2 separate regions of the Homo sapiens genome follow, and region 1 is linked to region 2. A link is an interaction called in ENCODE POLR2A ChIA-PET data of the cell type or tissue named here. Cell type or tissue: PC-9. All regions are shown on one strand. Links, peaks and the distances in the headings refer to the core of each region. The heading gives the core; the rest is flanking DNA.

The links. Peaks named below come from ENCODE experiments on the same cell type or tissue, not always from the same donor. Only the 100,000 strongest peaks of a DNase experiment are listed, where the experiment ranks them.
Region 1: POLR2A ChIA-PET joins it to region 2 with 6 read pairs; 2 of 35 experiments call an interaction of 5 or more read pairs at or near these places.

The regions. Positions count from the first base shown.
Region 1 is chr7:44,685,241-44,696,270 of GRCh38, forward strand. OGDH (oxoglutarate dehydrogenase) reads left to right here. Exons shown (of 23, transcript NM_002541.4): 11 at 8,585-8,764; 12 at 9,184-9,336; 13 at 10,785-10,887. Among named protein-coding and RNA genes, the nearest start is that of ZMIZ2, 58 kb to the right of the region's middle. In PC-9, for the core only: no CTCF peak of the experiment used is centred there; a DNase peak (open chromatin) is centred at 8,901.
Region 2 is chr7:44,908,316-44,916,074 of GRCh38, forward strand. It overlaps LOC105375262 (a long non-coding RNA gene), which reads left to right. Exons shown (of 2, transcript XR_927228.2): 2 at 63-465. Among named protein-coding and RNA genes, the nearest start is that of PURB, 27 kb to the left of the region's middle. RefSeq lists enhancers at 3,287-3,788, 3,789-4,288. In PC-9, for the core only: no CTCF peak of the experiment used is centred there; a DNase peak (open chromatin) is centred at 4,686; H3K27ac peaks cover 1,264 bases.

The DNA of each region.
Region 1 (11,030 bases), core at 6,031-11,030, 220 kb before region 2:
CATACCCATTCAACATGAACTCCGAGTCCTTGCTTCCCTGACCCCCAGCCCCTGGCAACTATCCACTCTACTTTCTGTCTCTATGATTTTGAGTACTCTAAGGACTTCATATAAATGGAATCATAGTATTTGTCTTTTTGTGCCTGGGCTATTTCACTTAGCAGAATGTCCTCAAGGTCCATCCACGTTATAGCATGTGTTAGAGTTTCCTACCTTTTTAAGGCTGAATAATATTCCACTCTATAAGTAAAATATATCACATTTTGCTTATTCATTCATCAGTGGATACTTGGGTTACTTCCACATTTTCCTGTTATGAATAATGCTGCTATGATGCTATGAACATGTCTGTCCATATATCTCTTTGACACCCTGCTTTCTTTTTTTTTTTCCTTTGAGACGGGGTCTTGCTCTGTTGCCCAGGCTGAAGTGCAGTGGTGTGATCATAGCTCACTGCAGCCTCCAACTCCTGGGCTCATGCAGTCCCCCCACCTCAGCTTCCAAAATAGCTGGAATTACAGGTGTGCACCACCATGCCCAGCTATTTTTTTTTTCAATTTTCTTGTAGAGTTAGGGTCTCTCTATGTTGCCCAGGCTGCTCTTGAACTCCTGGGCTCAAGCAGTCCCTCCTCTGAGGCCTCTCAAAGTGCTGGGATTACAGGCATGAGCCACTGTGCCTGACTGAAATCCTGCTTTCCGTTCTTTGGAGTATATATCCAGAAGTGGAGTGGAATTGCTACATCATATGATAGTTCTATTTTTAACTTTTTGAGTAACTGCTTATTAGTTCTAATTTTCTTTCTTTCTTTTTTTTTTTGAGGATTCTTTCTGGATGGACAGTCATGTGACTTCAAATAGAGAAAGTTATTTTCCTTCCTTTCCAATCCACATGTATCTATGCTTTGTATTTTCTTTTTTCTTATTGCACTGGCTAGGACCTCAGCACAGTGTCAAAGTGGATAAAAACGGACATCCTTTTCTTGTTTCCAATTTTTGGAAGAAAGTGTTTAGTATTTGATCATTAAGTATGATGTCAGCTGTAGCTTTTTTGTAGATGTCCCTTACCATGGCTAGGGGAGTTCCCTTCTGTCTCTAATCTGTGGACAGTATATATAATGAATGGATGCTTATTTTTGTCAGTGCTCTTCTGCATCCATTGAGATGACCATATAGTTTGCTAATGATGAAGTACATTAATTTTCAAATGTGGAATTTTTGTCTTATGTTCATGAGGGGTATTGATCTTTTGTTGTAATGCCTTTATCTGGTTTTGCTATCAGGGTAATGCTGGCCTCGTGAAATGTTAAGAGGAGGTTCCTCTTCTATATTCTGAATGAGTTTCTGTATAATTAATATTATTCCCTTCCTAAATGATTGGTAGAATCCACCACTGAAAGACTTCTGGGCTTACAGTTTTCTTTGTGGGAAGGTTTTTATTTTCTTTTTTTCTTTTTTTTTTTTTTTTTGAGACGGAGTCTTGCTCTGTCGCCCAGGCCGGAGTGCAATGGCATGATCTCGGCTCACTGTAGCCTCCACCTCCTGGGTTCAAGGATTCTCCTGCTTCAGCCTCCTGAGTAGCTGTGACTACAGGCGCCTGCCACCACACCCAGCTAATTTTTGTATTTTCAGTAAAGACAGATTTCACTATGTTGGTCAGGCTAGTCTCAAACTCCTGACCTCAGGTGATCCACCCGCCTCAGCCTCCCAAAGTGCTGGGATTACAGGCATGAGCCACCACACCCGGCCATATTTTTCTTTGTCTAGTTTTCAGAAGTTTGATGTATCTTGGCATGAATTTCTTTGGGATTTCTGTTTGGGATATGCTCATGTTTTTAAAAAAATTTTTTTTAATTTTTTTTTTTTTTTTTTTTTTCTGAGATGGAGTCTGGCTCTGTCACCCAGGCTAGAGTGCAGTGGAGTGATCTTGGCTCACTGCAACCTCCACCTCCGAGGTTCAAGCGATTCTCCTGCTTCAGTCTCCTGAGTAGCCGGGACTACAGGCGCTTGCCACCACCCCTGGCTGATTTTTGTATTTTTAGTACAGACAGAGTTTCACCATGTTGGCCAGATTGGTCTTGAACTCCTGAGCTCAAGTGATCCGCCTGCCTTGGCCTCCCAAAGTGCTGGGATTACAGGCATGAGCCACCATGGCCAGCCAAAAAAAAAGAAATTTTTTTTGTTTTTTAAATTTTTAGACAGGTTCTTAACTCTGTTGCCCAGGCTGGGGTGCAGGGGCACAATCTAGACTCACTGCAGCCTCCACCTCCGAGGCTCAAGCAATCCTCCCACTTCAGCCTCCTCAGTAGCTGGGACTATGGCCATGCACCACCACACCTGGCTAATTTTTATGGTTTTTTTTGTAGAGACAGGGTTTCACTGTGTTGACCATGTTGACTGGTCTTGAACTCCTGAGTTCAAGTGATCCACCCTCCTCAGCCTCCCAAAGTGCTTGGGATTACAGGCGTGAGTCACCACACCCGCCTGCTCAACTTTTTTAAATTGTATTTTTTAATAGCTTTATTAAATGTAGTTCACTTATCATGTAATTTACCCCTTTCACAAGTCTGCAATTAAGTGGTTTTTAGTATATTTATAAATACGTGCAACTATCACAGTTGATTTCAGAGTGTTCATCACCTCAAGGAAAAACCTTGCATCCCTTAGTTATCTTACTCCTACCCCTCCATCCTCCCAAGCCCTAAGCAACCACTAATCTACTTTCTGTCTCTATAGATGTATTTATTCTGTAAAGTTCATATTAATTGAATCATACAATATGTGCCCTATATCAGTTGGCGAACGTTTAGATTGTTTCTACTTTTGGGCTATTATAAATAATGCTGCTGTGGGCTGGGCATGGTGGCTCACACCTGTAATCCCAGCACTTTGGGAGGCCGAGGCAGGTGGATCATCTGAGGTCAGGAGTTCAAGACCAGCCTGGCCAACATGATGAAACCCCGTCTCTACTAAAAATACAAAAATTAGCCAGGCGTGGTGGCTCGTGCCTGTAATCCCAGCTACTCTCGAAGCTGCAGCAGGAGAATCGCTTGAACCTGGGAGGCGGAGATTGCGGTGAGCCGAGATCACGCCATTGCACCACAGCCTGGGTGACAGAGCAAGACTCTGTCTCAAAAAATAAAGAAATAAAATAATGCTGCTGTGAACATTTATGTACAAGTGTTTATATATACTTTTTTTTTTTTTTTTTGAGACGGAGTCTCGCTCTGTCGCCCAAGCTGGAGTGCAGTGGTGTGATCTCGGCTCATTGCAAGCTCTGCCTCCCAGGTTCACGCCATTCTCCTGCCTCAGCCTCCCAAGTAGCTGGGACTACAGGCACCCACCACCATGCCCAGCTAATTTTTTGTATTTTTAGTAGAGATGGGGTTTCACCCTGTTAACCAGGATGGTCTCGATCTCCTGACCTCATGATCCGCCAGCCTCGGCCTCCTAGAGTGCTGGGATTACAAGCGTGAGCCACAGCGCCAGGCCTTATATATACATTTTTTGTTGTTGTTTGTTTTTTGTGCCACCTACTCTCCTCTCTGTGGCCCAGGCTGGAGTGCAAGTGGCATAATCTCAGCTCACTGCAACCTCCACTTCCCGGGTTCAAACGATTCTAGTGCCTGAACCTCCCGAGTAGCTGGGACTGTAGGTGTGCACCACCATGCCCGGCTAATTTTTGTATTTTTAGTAGAGATGGGGTTTCGCCTTGTTGGCCAGGCTGGTCTCGAACTCCTGGCCTCAGGTGATCTACCTGCCTCAGCCTCCCAAGGTGCTCTTATTACAGGCATGAGCCACTGTGCCCAGCCTGTGTCTACATATGTTTGAATTCCTTTTCGGGTATATACGTAGGAGTAGAATTGCTAGATCATGTGGTATCTCTGTGTTCAACTTTTTGTGGAAATCTCAGACTGTTTCAAAGTGGCTGTGCCATTTTTACATTCCCACTGGAAATATATCAGGGTTCCTTTTTTTTTTTTTTTTTTTTTTTTTGAGACAGGGTCTTACCCCGTCACCCACGCTGGAGTGCAGTGGTACAGTCTTAGCTCACTGCAACTTCTGCCTCCCAGGTTCTAGCGATTCTTCTGCCTCAGTTTCCCAAGTAGCTGGGATTACAGGCACGCACCACCACTCCCAGCTAATTTTTTTTTCTTTTTTTTTTTTTTTTTTTTTTTTTTGGTAGCAACAGGGTTTTGCCATGTTGCCCAGGCTGGTCTTGAACTCTTGACCTCAAGTTATCCACCTGCCTCAGCCTCCCAGAATGTTGGGATTACACACATGAGCCACCGCACCCCCAGCTAGGATTCCAGTTTTTTCATGTCCTCACCAACTCTTGTTATTGTCTGTTTTATTCTAGCCATCCTAGAAGGTGTGAGGTGATATCTCATTTTGGTTTTAATTTGCATTTCCCTAATGACTAATGATGTGTGTGTCTTTTCATTTGCTTATTGGCTATTTGTATATCTTTGGGGAAATTTCTATTCAGATCCTCTGCCTATTTTTTGACTGGATTGTCTTTTTATTGTTGAGTTGTAAGAGTTCTTTATATATTCTGGATATGAGCCATGTATCCGATGATTTGCAAATATGGGACAATTTTGGTGTCCTTGGAAGCACAAAAGTTTTATTTTTTATCAAGCATAATTTATCTGTTTTTTCTTTTGTTGCTTGTGATTTTTGGTGTCATATCCAAGAAGGCTTTGCCTAATCCGAGGTCACAAAGTTTTACCTCCTATGCTTTCTTCTGAGTCTTATAGTTTTAGCCCTTACATCTATGATCTGTTTTGAGTTAATTTTTGTGCATGGTGCAAAGGAGTCCCGCTTCATTCTTTTGCACTTGGATACTATTTTCAAATATAAATGATTGAGTAGCAAAGCATCTAATGGACAGAGTTAGCTCCAGTGGGTGGCTACAATTACCCAAGAAGCAGATATTAGTTGAATGAAAGGAAGAACTCCTAACAGTGAGACCTGTTCCAACAGGGGAACCAGCTCCTCCAGAAGTTTTGGATTCCTCCTCATTGGAAGTATTGGCACAGCTAGTGAACGAGTTGTCAGGGTTGAAGTAAATGGGAGGGGTGAGAAGGGCTAGAGGTGAGAGGAGAAACCATTTGGCCCTAAAGGTTCCTTTGTCTCCCAGACCAGCTTTTCCTCTTAGCGAGATTTTCCTACTAAAACACTAACTCCCAAAAGTATACTAAGAGAGTACATTGGTGGTATAGTGGTAAGTATAGCTGCCTCAAATAATATACTAAGAGGTATTATTAATACACCCATAGTGGAAAAAAGTACAGCGTATATTTGGAGTATACCTCTGTCATATGTGTGTATGCACAGCCACTAGTATAGATAACCCTGCCGGTAGAGTGCATCTCCATCACACGTGTGTGCACATCCACCCAAGTAGATAATCCTGCTGGTAGAGTGCACCTCCGTCATGTGTGCTGCCATCCATATGTGCATGAAGGCACAGAAGCTCATAACAGTGGTGAACATTGGAGAGGGCAGCTGAGACCTCAACCTTGCAAAATGGGTTTCTTTCTGTGAGGTTCTAGCAGTAAGGCATGTTATGATCACTGACTTCCTGCTGCAGGCCCTTCTTTACATGCTGAAGCCCAAGATGGGCAATGCTGGCTTCAATACCAGCTGAGATTGTTCAGGGCTCTCTTATGTGTCAGGCTCTGATACACCATTTTTTTTTTAATCTCATCAGTGTCTGACTATTTCTGATCATTTCTTTAGTCAGTGTGAGAAGGGAGATTATGTAAAAGCCATTAAACATAAATATAGAGTTAGATTTTGCTAATATTTTCTTTATCTCTTTACTGCTTTGACTCATTGCTCATGAGGTAGTGTGGCATCAGGAAGATCTGTAGAAGGAGAGGAAGTAACTTCTTAGCTGAGTCTCTTATTTCTTTTAGAACATACTTAGAAATTCCCTTCCAGAAATTTCACCTAAGGAAGCCATCTGATGGTAAATATTTTTTCATAAGACTCTTTGTCTGCCAGATGCAATGGCTCAAACCTGTTCCCAATACTTTGGGAGGCCAAGGCAAGAGGATTGCTTGAGCTCAGGAGTTCAAGACCAGCCTGGGCAACAAAGTGAGACCCTGTCTCTACACAAAACAAAACAAAACAAAAATTAGCCAGGCGTGGTGGTACACATCTGTAGTCCCAGCTACTGAGGAGGCTGAGGCAGGAGGATTGCTTGAGCCCGGGAGGTCAAGGCTGCAGTGAGCCGTGATCACACCACTACGTTCCAGCCTGGGCAACAGAGTGAGACCTTCTCTCAAAAAAAAAAAAAAAAAAGGTTTTTGTCAAAACCATATTTGCGCTACCACAAAGTTAGGAAACAAACCTATGTCCAACAGCAGAAGCGTCTTTGCATAAAATTTGGCAAAGCCATAGGAAGGGATATTAAACAACCACTAAAAAAGATTAATATCCTAGGGAATGGCCGGGCACAGTGGCTCACGCCTGTAATCCCAGCACTTTGGGAGGCCGAGGCGGGGGATCACAAGGTCAGGAGATTGAGACCATCCTGGCTAACACCATGAAACCCCATCTCTACTAAAAAAAAAAAATACAAAAAATTAGCCAGGCATGGTGGCAGGCACCTGTAGTCCCAGCTACGCAGGAGGCTGAGGCAGGAGAATGGTGTGAACCCGGGAGGTGGAGCTTGCAGTAAGCAGAGGTGCACCACTGCACTCCAGCCTGGGAGTCACAATGAGACTCTGTCTTAAAAAAAAAAAAAAAAAAAAAAAAGTTTGATATCCTGGGGAAATGGTCACAGTATGGTAAATGGAAATTGCAGGATATTAATATGCTGCTAGTAGGAGTGTAAGTAGAACAGCTACTCAGGAGAGCATTTAGAAAAATTTTAAATGCTCATGCCTGTGGCTCAGTTTTCCCTTTCTAGGATTAGATTGCAAAAAAACTCAGCGTTTGAGGGAGAAAATTTGTATAAGGATGTGTACAGCAACATTGTGTTTACCACAAATTGGAAACAAAAGAAATGTCCACCAACAGGAGAATGGATAAATACTCTGTGGGGTATACTGTGTCTGGTTAAGTTTCACTGGAAAGTAGAGACTAAAGGAAGTATAGCTACATGTTTCAACCTGGGTGTATCATAAAAGCAAATGTTAAAAGGCAAACTGCAAAGTTACCAACAAGCCTCAGAAGATACTATATACTGTTTACGGACATATGAAGTACAAATAGCAACTTGTGGCAGTGTCCTCCTCTGATTTAAGGGTAAGGAGGCCTGCGGGCTTGAGCCTCTGTGACAGAAACATTTTGGTCCACTAACAAATATGGCGAAACCGTTGGGATTTGTTCATGTTAGGTGAAGGCGTTAAGGATGAGCAGTGTGGTATTATCATGCTTTGTGTTTGAAATATATCATAAGATAAAAATTTAAATGCAAACCATAAAATTATGAATATATCATTAAATTTTGGTACATCTAACTGGTAGGGAATGTTATGAAGCCTTTAAATTTTCTTTTCTGGCTGGGTACTGTGGCTCACACCTGTAATCCCAGCATTTTGGGAGGCCGAGGCAGAAGGATCACTTGAGCCCCAAAGTTCAAGACCAGCCCGGGCAACATGGCAAGACCCCATCTCTACAAAAAAAATTTAAAAATTAGCTGGGCCTGGTGGTGCACACCTATAACACCAGCTACACAGAAGGCTGGCATGAGAGGTGAGCTACGATTGCACCACTGCACTCCAGTCTGGTTGACAGACCATGACTCTCTCTTTAAAAAAAAAAAAAAAATTCTTGCTGGGCGTGGTGGCTCACTCCTGTAATCCCAGCACTTTGGGAGGCTGAGGCAGGTGGATCACAAGGTCAGGAGTTCAAAATCAGCCTGGCTAACATAGTGAAACCCCGTCTCTACTAAAAATAACAAAAATTAGCCAGGCATGGTGGTGCGTGCCTGTATTCCCAGCTACTGGGGAGGCTAAGGCAGGATAATCGCTTGAACCCGGGAGGTGGAAGTTGCAGTGAGCTGAGATCACGCCATTGCACTCTGCTTGGGCAACAGAGTGAGACTTCGTCTCAAAAAAAAAAAAAAATTCTTAGGCTGGGCACAGTGCCTCACTCCTATAATAACACTTCGGGAAGCCGAGACAGGAGGATTACTTAGGCCCAGGAGTTTGAGGCCAGCCTGGGCAACATGGTGAGACCCTATCTCTACAAAAAATAAAAAGAATTAATCAAAATAATAGAAATAATAAGATCCCAAATTTAAGTATTTATTTACATATATATGCATACAAAGAAAATAATCTGGAAAGGAAAACATCAGAATATTTACCCCATAGCCTGTGGAATTATAGGTAACTTAATTTAACTTTTCATACTATGTCTTTTAAATTCTCTATGTTAAATATATATGGATTTTGTTATCAGAATAGGAAAAAACAAAGGAAAAGAAAAAGTGTAAACAGCCATTTTGGGGTACGTACTCAGAGTAGCCAGATGGCAAGTGCATGCCATGCCCGGCCTCAGCCCCGCCCTCTGGTCCCTGTGCCGGCTGTGCCAGGTGCCCTCTTGCTAGGCTACATGTTCCTTGCAGATCGGCTTCACCACCGACCCTCGGATGGCCCGCTCCTCCCCCTACCCCACTGACGTGGCCCGAGTGGTGAATGCCCCCATTTTCCACGTGAACTCAGATGACCCCGAGGCTGTCATGTACGTGTGCAAAGTGGCGGCCGAGTGGAGGAGCACCTTCCACAAGGACGTGGTTGTCGATTTGGTGAGTGACTCTGGGGACAGCACGTCCTGGGCAGAGCATCTGACCCACCCCTCTTGCCCTCGGCACCCCTGTGTCCCAAGGAGAGGAGCTTGTCTAGATGAGTCACCTCAGGGCTCTCTACTGCCAGGCCTCATGCTGGTTCCTTTGAGCTCCAAATAGTTCAGGCCTGTAAGCACCAAGGAATGCTTCCCAGGCAGGAGCTGTGGTGGTGAGGAGGGCCACTCCTCATTGACAGAGCAGCTCTACTGTGTGAAGGAGAGATACACAGAATCCTAATTCTAGAGAAGGTAAACTCCAGGGCAGGCATGAGGAATGAAGAACGTGGCCATCACCTAGGAGAGATGGGGCAGGTGCCTGAACAGCACTTCTTCCCAAGGGGCCAGCCCTTGTCTCTGACATCCTCTCACTGCTCTGAGCAGGTGTGTTACCGGCGCAACGGCCACAACGAGATGGATGAGCCCATGTTCACGCAGCCGCTCATGTACAAGCAGATCCGCAAGCAGAAGCCTGTGTTACAGAAGTACGCTGAGCTGCTGGTGTCGCAGGGTGTGGTCAACCAGCCTGAGTATGAGGTACGTCCCTGCGGCTCTATCCCAGTGCGCCTTTCCAGGGCTGGCGATGACTAGAAAAGGTGGGCCACAGGGCCAGTTCTCACTTTTGCCAGTTATGAGGATACACGTGAGAGGATGTGAAATATTTACAACTACAGCATTTCAATGCATAACTTTTTGGAGAATCTGGGCCACTGAGATGCTTTATAAAGGAAGTGGGCCTTAAACAGTGTTTTGGGGAAGGGAAGGGGATGTTTTCAGGTTGAGGTAGTAGCAGCCCAGTAGGTTTTCTCAGATTTCACAAATTGTGCATGGTTGAGAGGTGGGTGGTGGATCCAGCTTGGTAAGGGGCCTGTTGTAATCTGGATAGTAAGTGCTGGTTGGTTGTGAGTGGGAAGGCCAAGCAGCTGCCCTAGAGAGGGAGAGGGTGGGTGTGAGGAGCTATATCTGAGCATGGGAACAGGACAGATCCCAGATCAGAACAACCTGATAGCCTGTAGCCTATGCTGGAGACAGAGCTTTGTGAACCAGTTTTTTTTTTGTTTTGTTTTGTTTTTTGAGACGGAGTCTAGCTCTGTCACCCAGGCTGGAGTGCCGTGGCATGATCTTAGCTCACTGCAACCTCCACCTCCTTACTTCAAGCAGTTTTCATGTCTCAGCGTCCCAAGTACCTGGGATTACAGGTGCGAGCCACCACGCCTAGCTAATTTTTGTATTTTTAGTAGAAACAGGGTTTCCCCGTGTTGGCCAGGCTGGTCTTGAACTCCTGACCTCAAGTGATCTGCCTGTCTTGGCCTCCCAAAGTGCTGGGATTATAGGCATGAGCCACTGCGCCTGGCCTGGACCAGTTCTTAAGAAAAAATGTGGTGGGCTGGGCGTGGTGGCTCATGCCTGTAATTGCAGCACTTTGGGAGACTGAGGCAGGTGGATCATGAGGTCAAGAGATCGAGACCATCCTGGCCAACATGGTGAAACCCCGTCTACTAAAAATACAAAAATTTGCTGGGCGTGGTGGCACGCACTTGTAGTCCCAGCTACTCAGGTGGCTGAGGCAGGAGAATCGCTTGAACCCGGGAGGCGGAAGTTGCAGTGAGGCAAGATCGCGCCATTGCACTCCAGCCTGGTGACAGAGCATGACTCCGTCTCAAAAAAAAAAAAAAAAAGTGGTGAAGGGTTAGGGGTTCAAACTCCGAGCAGAATCTCTACCCAGCAAATGTGAGGAAGAAACTTTTGGGAGTGAAAAGAATAAAATCTTAGAAAGGTGTTATGCCTATTGAGAAGGAGCAGGCCCAGAGGCTGAGATGTTTTGCATCCACGAAGTGTGGGACTATGGGTGGGCATGCACGGGAGTTGTGCCAGGGGTATGGTTGGGCTTGCGTGGTGGCTGTCAGAAAGTGTGGGGGTACAGGTGGGCGTGTGCAGTAGTCATGCCCTGTGCCAGTCACGCTGTGTTGTGCCCAACCCTCCAGGAGGAAATTTCCAAGTATGATAAGATCTGTGAGGAAGCTTTTGCCAGATCTAAAGATGAGAAGATCTTGCACATTAAGCACTGGCTGGACTCTCCCTGGCCTGGTGAGTGAAGAAACAGTGCCACAAATAAGCTCCTTTGAGGATCTGATGTAACGAGGCATCCTCTTCCCAGAAAAAATTCATGCTTTCCACTTTGTACCCACAATGCACAGTTGTATGCACCATTTCAGCAAAGCCCCCTGCAG
Region 2 (7,759 bases), core at 2,086-7,085:
ATAAAGTGTGCAGATCCACAGATTGACCCAGCTCTTGTTTGCTCCCTGTCTGGTTCCTCCAGCATCGTATCTATGAAGAAAGTGGCTGAAATGCTCTGGCTAGAGGATGGTCTCCACTGTGTAAAAGCTTCCCAGGCAGCTGCAGTCTTAAAACAATTGTCTGCAGAATGCTCAACGTGACCCTCTGCTTCCTGGAGTTTCTTCAGGTACAAATACCTCAGACCCCAGAAAGTGTGTTCCCAAACCGCTTCTCATGAACCATTGAATATTCAAAAGAGAGCTAAATTTCAAGCCTACTATATAAAAGCGTATCCCTGTAACACATGTGCCATAATACATAACTTCTACTTTTGTCAGTCCTTACCATCTACCTCTCTGAATTTTCATGAATTTCAATTTCACAAGGGTAATTGTTTTACATATACAGGCAGTAGCATACAATAAAATACTCAGTATGTGTGCTGAGCACAGTGGCTTCTTCCTTTTTTTTTTTTTTTTTTTTTTTTTTTTTGAGAGAGAGTTTCCCTCTTGTCACCCACTTTCCCTCTTGTCCACTGCACTAGAGTGCAGTGGCGACATCTCTGTTCACTGCAACCTCCGCCTCCCGGGTTCAAGCAATTCTCCTGCCTCAGCCTCCCAACCAAGTAGCTGGGATTATAGGCATGTGTCACCACGCCCGGCTAATTTTTGTATTTTTAGTAGATACGGGGTTTCTCCATGTTGGTCCAGCTGGTCTCGAACTCATGACCTCAGGTGATCCACTTGCCTCAGCCTTCCAAAGTGTTGGGATTACAGGTATGAGCCACCGCACCCGGCTGGCTTGCACTTGTTATACAAACGCGTTGAGAGGCCAAGGCAGGAGGATTGCTTGAGGCTAGGAGTTCAAGACCAGCCTGGACAATATGGTGAGACCATATCTCTACAAAAAATAAAAAATTGTCCAGGAGTGGTAGTGTGCACCTATAGTCTCAACTACTTGGGAGGCTGAAGCGGGAGGTTTGCTAGAGCCCAGGAGTTTGATGTTACAGTAAGCAATGATGGCAACACTACAACATTGCCACTTCAGCTTGGACAACAGAGTGAAACCCTGTCCCCCTGAAAACTCCCAAAAACCTCAGCATAAAAATAAGTAAATAAATAAATAAAATGTGCAGACAAACTAAAGCCAGCCGGAACGGCTAATAAGAGAGAAAATGAATCAAGATTTGAAAAAAACACAGGAGGCTGGGTGAGATGTGAGATGGCTCACACCTGTAATCCCAGCACTTTGGGAGGCTGAGGCAGGAGGATCGCTTGAGCTCAGTAGTTTAATATCAGCCTGGCCATGGTGGAGAAACCCCGATTCTACGAAAATTTAAAAAAAAAAGAAGAAGAAGAGGCTGAGTATGTGGTGCGTGCTTATGGTCTCAGCTACTCATGAGGCTGAGGTAGGGAGATCACTTGAGCCTAGACATTTGAGGCTGCAGTGAGCTGTGATTGCGTCACTGCACTTCAGCCTGGGTGACAAAGTGAGACCTTGCCTCAAAAAACAAAGCAAAACAAAACAAATCCACAAGAGACCCTGGCAAAGATCTCTGTGCGAGGCAGAGAACTTCAGTGGTTCAGCTGCACCCCCACAATGTTTATTAAAATTAATCTATGAACATAGACAAAGATTCAAAGGCAGCACAGAAAATGATTTTATTCGTAGGCATGGTAGAATTGTGGGTGCCTTTTTCCTTTTCCTTAAAATTCCTATGTTTCCCAATTTAACTACTGTGCAAATACTACTAATAAAGAAATCCTGTATGAAAGACAAGATTGGAGAAACCAGGTTGACAGCAGCTCAAGAGAAGGAGGCTCAGAAAGGCCTGGCCTCAGGCTCTGTCATTGTGGGTGGGGCCCGCAGAGCAGTTCAGGAGGATGAGTCCAGACTGGGCAACACAAGAAAAAAGGAAGACCACAGAATGGGACAAAATAATTGCAAAGCATACATCTGATATGGGATTAATATGCAGGCTATCATATAAAGAATTAAAGCTGAGGTTGGGCATAGTGGCTTGTGCCACCATGGATCACCTGAGGCCAGGAGTTCAAGACCAGGCTGAGCAACATAGTGAAACCCTGTTTCTACAAAAGATAAAAATAAAAATAAGGCCAGGCACGGTGGCTTCCACCTGTAATCTCAGCACTTTGGGAGGACAAGTGGGCAGATGAGTTTCAGACCAGCCTGGTCAACATGGGGAAACCTCGTTTCTACTAAAAATACAAACATTAGCCAGGCATGGTGGTGCACACCTCCTGGTCTTGGGAGGCTAGGCCCGAGAATCACTTGAACCCGGGAGGTGGAGGTTGCAGTGAGCACTCCAGCCTGGGTGACACAGTGAGACTTTGTCTCAAAAATAAATAAATGAATAAATAAAAATAAAAAGTAGAAATTAGGTGGGTGGGTATGGTGGCTCACGCCTGTAATCCCAGCACTTTGGGAGGCCGAGGCAGGTAGATCATGAGGTCAGGCGTTCGAGACCAGCCTGGCCAACACAGTGAAATCCCATCTCTACTAAAAATATAAAAAATTAGCCAGGCATGGTGGTGGGCGCCTGTAACCCCAGCTACTTGGGAGGCTGAGGCAGGAGAATCGCTTGAACCTGGGAGGCAGAGGTTGTGGTGAACCAAGATTGCACCATTGCACTCCAGCCTGGGCAACAAGAGTGAAACTCCGTCTCAGAAAGAAAGAAAGAAAGAAAGAAAGAAAGAAAGAAAGAAAGAAAGAAAGAGAGAGAGAGAGAGAGAGAGAGAGAAAGAAAGAAAGAAAGAAAGAAAGAAAGAAAGAAAGAAAGAAAGAAAGAAAGAAAGAAAGAAAAGAAAGAAAGAAATTAGCCAGGCATGGTGGCACACGCCTGTAGTTATAGCTACTTGAGAGGCTGAGATAGGAGGATTGCTTGAGCTCAGAAGTTGGAGGCTACAGTGAGCTATAATTGCGCCACTGCACTCCAGCCTAGGTGACAGAGCAAGATACTGTCACTAAAAAAAAAGAAAAAAAGCGGCGGGCGCGCTGGCTCACGCCTGTAATCCCAGCACTTTGGGAGGCTGAGGCGGGCAGATCACGAGGTCAGGAGATTGAGACCATCCTGGCTAACACGATGAAACCCCGTCTCTACTAAAAATACAAAAAATTAGCTGGGCATGGTGGCGGGCACCTGTAGTCCCAGCTACTCGGGAGGCTGAGGCAGGAGAATGGCATGAACCCAGGAGGTGGAGCTTGCGGTGAGCAGAGATGGTGCCACTGCACTCCAGTCTGGGTGACAGAGCAAGACTCTGTCTCAAAAAAAAAAAAAAAAAAAAAGAACAAAAACTCAACAATAAAAAACCCACATAACCCAATTCAAAAATGGCAAAGGACCTGACAAAGCATTTCTCTGGAGAAGACATACAAATGGCCTACAGCACATGAAAGGACCTAGTGCTCACTTTGCATAAGTCACCGACTGAATACTTAGGATATATATCTGTTATACTTCAATTAAAAAGTTTAAAATGTATTACGGGGACCCTGGGGGGTCATTTAGATGGTAATGATTTGGCTGACCAAACTTCTAGATCCTAGAAATCCATGCGTCTTGATTGCCAAACTTCAGGCCTGGCCTTGGAAGAAAGACGTTGGCAGGAACCCAAGGAGGTTCAGGGGTCAGGGGTCAGCAGTCAGGGTGAATGGGGATCCAGGCTGCAGCCCATACAGCCAGGGCTAGTGCTGGGCTCAGTCCCAGCAGGAAGTCACAAGGCCAGGAGGCAGATGGCCTCTGCAGCAGGGCAGAGTGGGGCTGAGGCCCGGGCCCGTGTGGTGTCTCAGTCTGGGGTGACCGTTGAAGCTGCCCGTGTCCTGCCCTGATCTCTCATGGCTTCTGGCCGGTGGTCCTGGGCCTGCAGCCAGCAAGGCAGAATGACAGGCAGGGACTGTGTCCCGGTGGGTTCTTGCCAAGAAGGGACCCAGTCCCCCACTGTGGCCCATGCCTTTCCATCTGTGACTTGTGACCCAATTCCATAGTCTTCCCACGGACCTGGGAAATTGCTTCATTCCCAATAATGGGAACTTTTTATGATGACTTTGCTGGTCTCAGAGGTATGCCAACTCAGCTCTCCAGAACTATAGGGAGAGACTGACACCCAGAGAGATGGCATGATTTGTCCCTGGGGGCAGAGTGAGAGAGAAGAGCCAGGGTTTCTAACAGCTGGGGCTCTCAGGCTCACTGCCCACCCCAGGGAGGGCAGTTTCAACTCTGCTCAGGACGGGTCAACACCTCTCCAAGTGCATTGTGGGCTGAGCCATATCTGAGAAACTGTTTAAAAGGAGGCATAAGAACATCATTTCTTTTAATTAAAAAAAAAATCTCAATTGCAAAACAAAATTGAGAGCCCAGGGGCTCATCACATTCCTGGTGCTGATGAAGTACAGAACTACAAGGCGGGGTTCTGTGCTTAAGGTCAGCTTTCTCTGCCATCTTCCCGACCCTTGCATCTACTTTCTCAGCTCTGGACAGTGTGGGATATTAGGAAAGGGCCGACTCCCATCCCATTTCCAGAAGCTGCAGTCTCTGCTCCTCACCAGCTGTGTGTTCTTCCATGTGGCTTGGCCAGATTCAGCAAATAGAGGCACCAGGAAGCACCAGGCACCCTGCTGCCCTCCCTTCAGCCTCGGGGGACATAGGCCCTGGCATGAGGAGGACCTGCATAGGCTTTCAGGAAGGAAAGCAGGAAATGGGCCCTGAGATAGGAATGTTTCTAAGGGCAGAATGGCCAGGCCGAGGTGAGGCAGGTCCTGGATCTGTCCAGGCCTCTTTCCTACCTGCCCTCCCACCCCCAACCCCCAGGCCCAGCCCCCGCCTTCAGATCAGCTGTCTACCTGAAGCTCCTTTCCTCCTGGCTGGTCACTGACTTCTGGCCACCACCAAGCTCACCACGTGGCTCTCTTTACAAACCTGCTTCACACACAGGCTGCTTCACACGCATGGTCCATTAGAGAGCCTGCTCCTGATGGCACACTTTGGGACACAGACACAAGCTGTCATTTGTTCAGACAGTATGGGAGTGCTCAGATTTAGAACCACTCAAAAATCATCCACAGTTATTGAGCACCTACTCTTTGTTGGATTCTGGGTCAGTAAAACCTGTATAGGACGGAGGTAGACAGGCTGTGAGAGTAGGGTGACTGATGGAATCCCGTAGTCGCTGTGTCCAGCCATCTAACTGAGCTGTAGGTAGCGTGGTAACTCAGTTTGTATTCAAAATATTGCTTCTCTGGCCAAGTGCACTCTGAGGTCCAAACAGTGACTGTATAGATGAGCTTTGCTTTTCTTTTCTTTTTTGTTTTCTTTTGAGACGGAGTTTCTCTCTTGTCACCCAGGCTGGAGTGCAGTGGTGCGATCTTGGCTCACTGCAACCTCTGCCTCCTGAGTTCAAGCGATTCTCCTGCCTCAGTCTCCCGAGTAGCTGGGATTACAGAGTGTGCCACCGCACCCAGCTAATTTTTATTTTTACTTTTAGTAGAGACGGGGTTTCGCCATGTTGGCCAGGCTGCTCTCGAACTCCTGACCTCAGGTGATCCATCCTCCTCAGCCTCCCAAAGTGCTGGGATTACAGGCATGAGCCACTGCACCTGGCCTTTAGATGAGCATTTCAACTATGCCAGGCCCTCTGGCATGGCTCCCAAGCCCTGAGGGAGATGGTTTGGCCTGGAGCCCTGAGGGAGATGGTTTGGCCTCTTCTCCTGGCCCTCCAGCCTCCACACACTCCTGCCCTAGCTCTGCCTTCTCACCTGGAGTTGCCTCTTCCCACCCCTGGTTGTGCACCTGCCCCAGGCCTTCACCCATGGTCTCCTCAAACCCTTTCCCTCCCTCCCTCTTTGGGTGCCTTCAGAGCCCAGTTTCAATGACACCTACTCCAGGACCCCTGATCTGCCTGAAAACTTGGTGGCTAAAAGCAACATCACATTGATTTTGCTCACAAATCTGCAGTTTGGCAAGGCTCAGAGGGGATGGCTCAAGACTGAGGCTGGAGCCATCTGACATCTCACTCACTTGCCGGCTGGCTTTTGATGGCCTGCTGCAAAGGGGCAGAGTCGCCTCCATTTCCACATATTCCTTAGCCACACACTAGGCTGCCCCAGACTGGAGGCCACAAAAGGGCCTCTTTCTTTCCATGCCTTCGGTTTCTTCCAGTGAGCATGCATGATTTCTATATTTTAAAAGGACAGAAAATAAAACATAATTCTAATTTCCTTTTACTTTCATGTCAGGTTTACATCTCTAATTGTAATGTCTTCAAACCATGGTATCTGAACATCCCATATTTTGCCCACTCATCTTCCCAGGTACCATTTCTAATTATTTGATAAAAATAGTAGAGTGGGCTGGGCATGGTGGCTCACACCTGTAATCCCAGCACTTTGGGAGGCTGAGGTGGGTGGATCACCTGAGGTCAGGAGTTCGAGACCAGCCTGACCAATATGGTGAAACCCTGTCTCTACTAAAAATATAAAAACTAGCTGGGCCTGGTGGCATGTGCCCGAAGTCCCAGCTACTGGGGAGGCTGAGACAGGAGAATTGCTTGAACCCGGGAAGTGGAGGTTATAGTGAGCCAAGATTTTGCCACTGTGCTTCCAGCCTGGGTGACAGTGAGACTCTGTTTCAAAAGTAAAATAAAATAAAATAAAATAAAATAAAACAAAATAAAATAAAAATAGTAGAGTGAATTAATACTCCACATTTTGAAAGCTTATCGGTTTAAGGCTGAGTGAAAACATTTCTGCTTAGAAATGCTGCTTCTGGTGATCTCTGTGCTATTGAAGTGGGTTCTGGCCCACATTTCAGCCCAGACACGCGAGCGCCCATTTGGGGCTGTCCCAGGAAGTGTGCTCGTATGTGTGCGTAAGCATGCATAAGTGTGCGTAGCTTGTGTTGCCATAGTGATTTGGTTTGGGAGAACTAACAGAGAGCTCAGGCTTTTATGGACAGTTATGTGGTTTAGACAAGTAGTCTTTCTTTTTCCTGGAATCATAGAAAAGCAGCCTTGTGTGATGGTGAAGTCTGCATCTTCTCCAGTCCCCCAATTCTGCCCCCACAGGCTCAGCGCTGCCTGTGGCTGTCACAACCACATACTGTTCCAAATGGGAATCTGTACCAGTAAATGGATTTGGGTAAATCTATAAGACTGGCTTGACTTTTTAGATATCAAACAATATAAACACCTCAATGATTAATATAATAGATCTTTTGAAAAATTATAAAAATTATTTGCTGGCCAGGCGCGGTGGCTCACACCTGTAATCCTAGCACTTTGGGAGGCTGAGGTGGGTGGTTCACAAGGTCAGGAGATAGAGACCATCCTGGCTAACACGGTGAAACCATGTCTCTACTAAAAACACAAAAAATTAGCCAGGTGTGGTTGCAGGCACCTGAGACTCCGTCTCAAAAAAAAAAAAAAATTTGCTAATTACCTATATTCATATTAGGAATTTTAGTGCTTCTTTTACTTTGGCAATAGTTAATACATATAGTCTTAGAGACTTCATTGGAAAAATGTAATTCACTCATGTAGTGGCTAAGCAATATCTGAATAAGAACAGTCCCTCCTGACGGGAGATCTCAGGGGCCCCCAGGGTCTCAGGACCTAAGTGTTGGGCGGTACGAAATTGGACAGAAAGAACCGGAGCCCCATCCCTACACATCTCTGAGCCTACGTTTCCTCAGTTGAGACGTGACGGTATGAACACCTACCTTGAAGG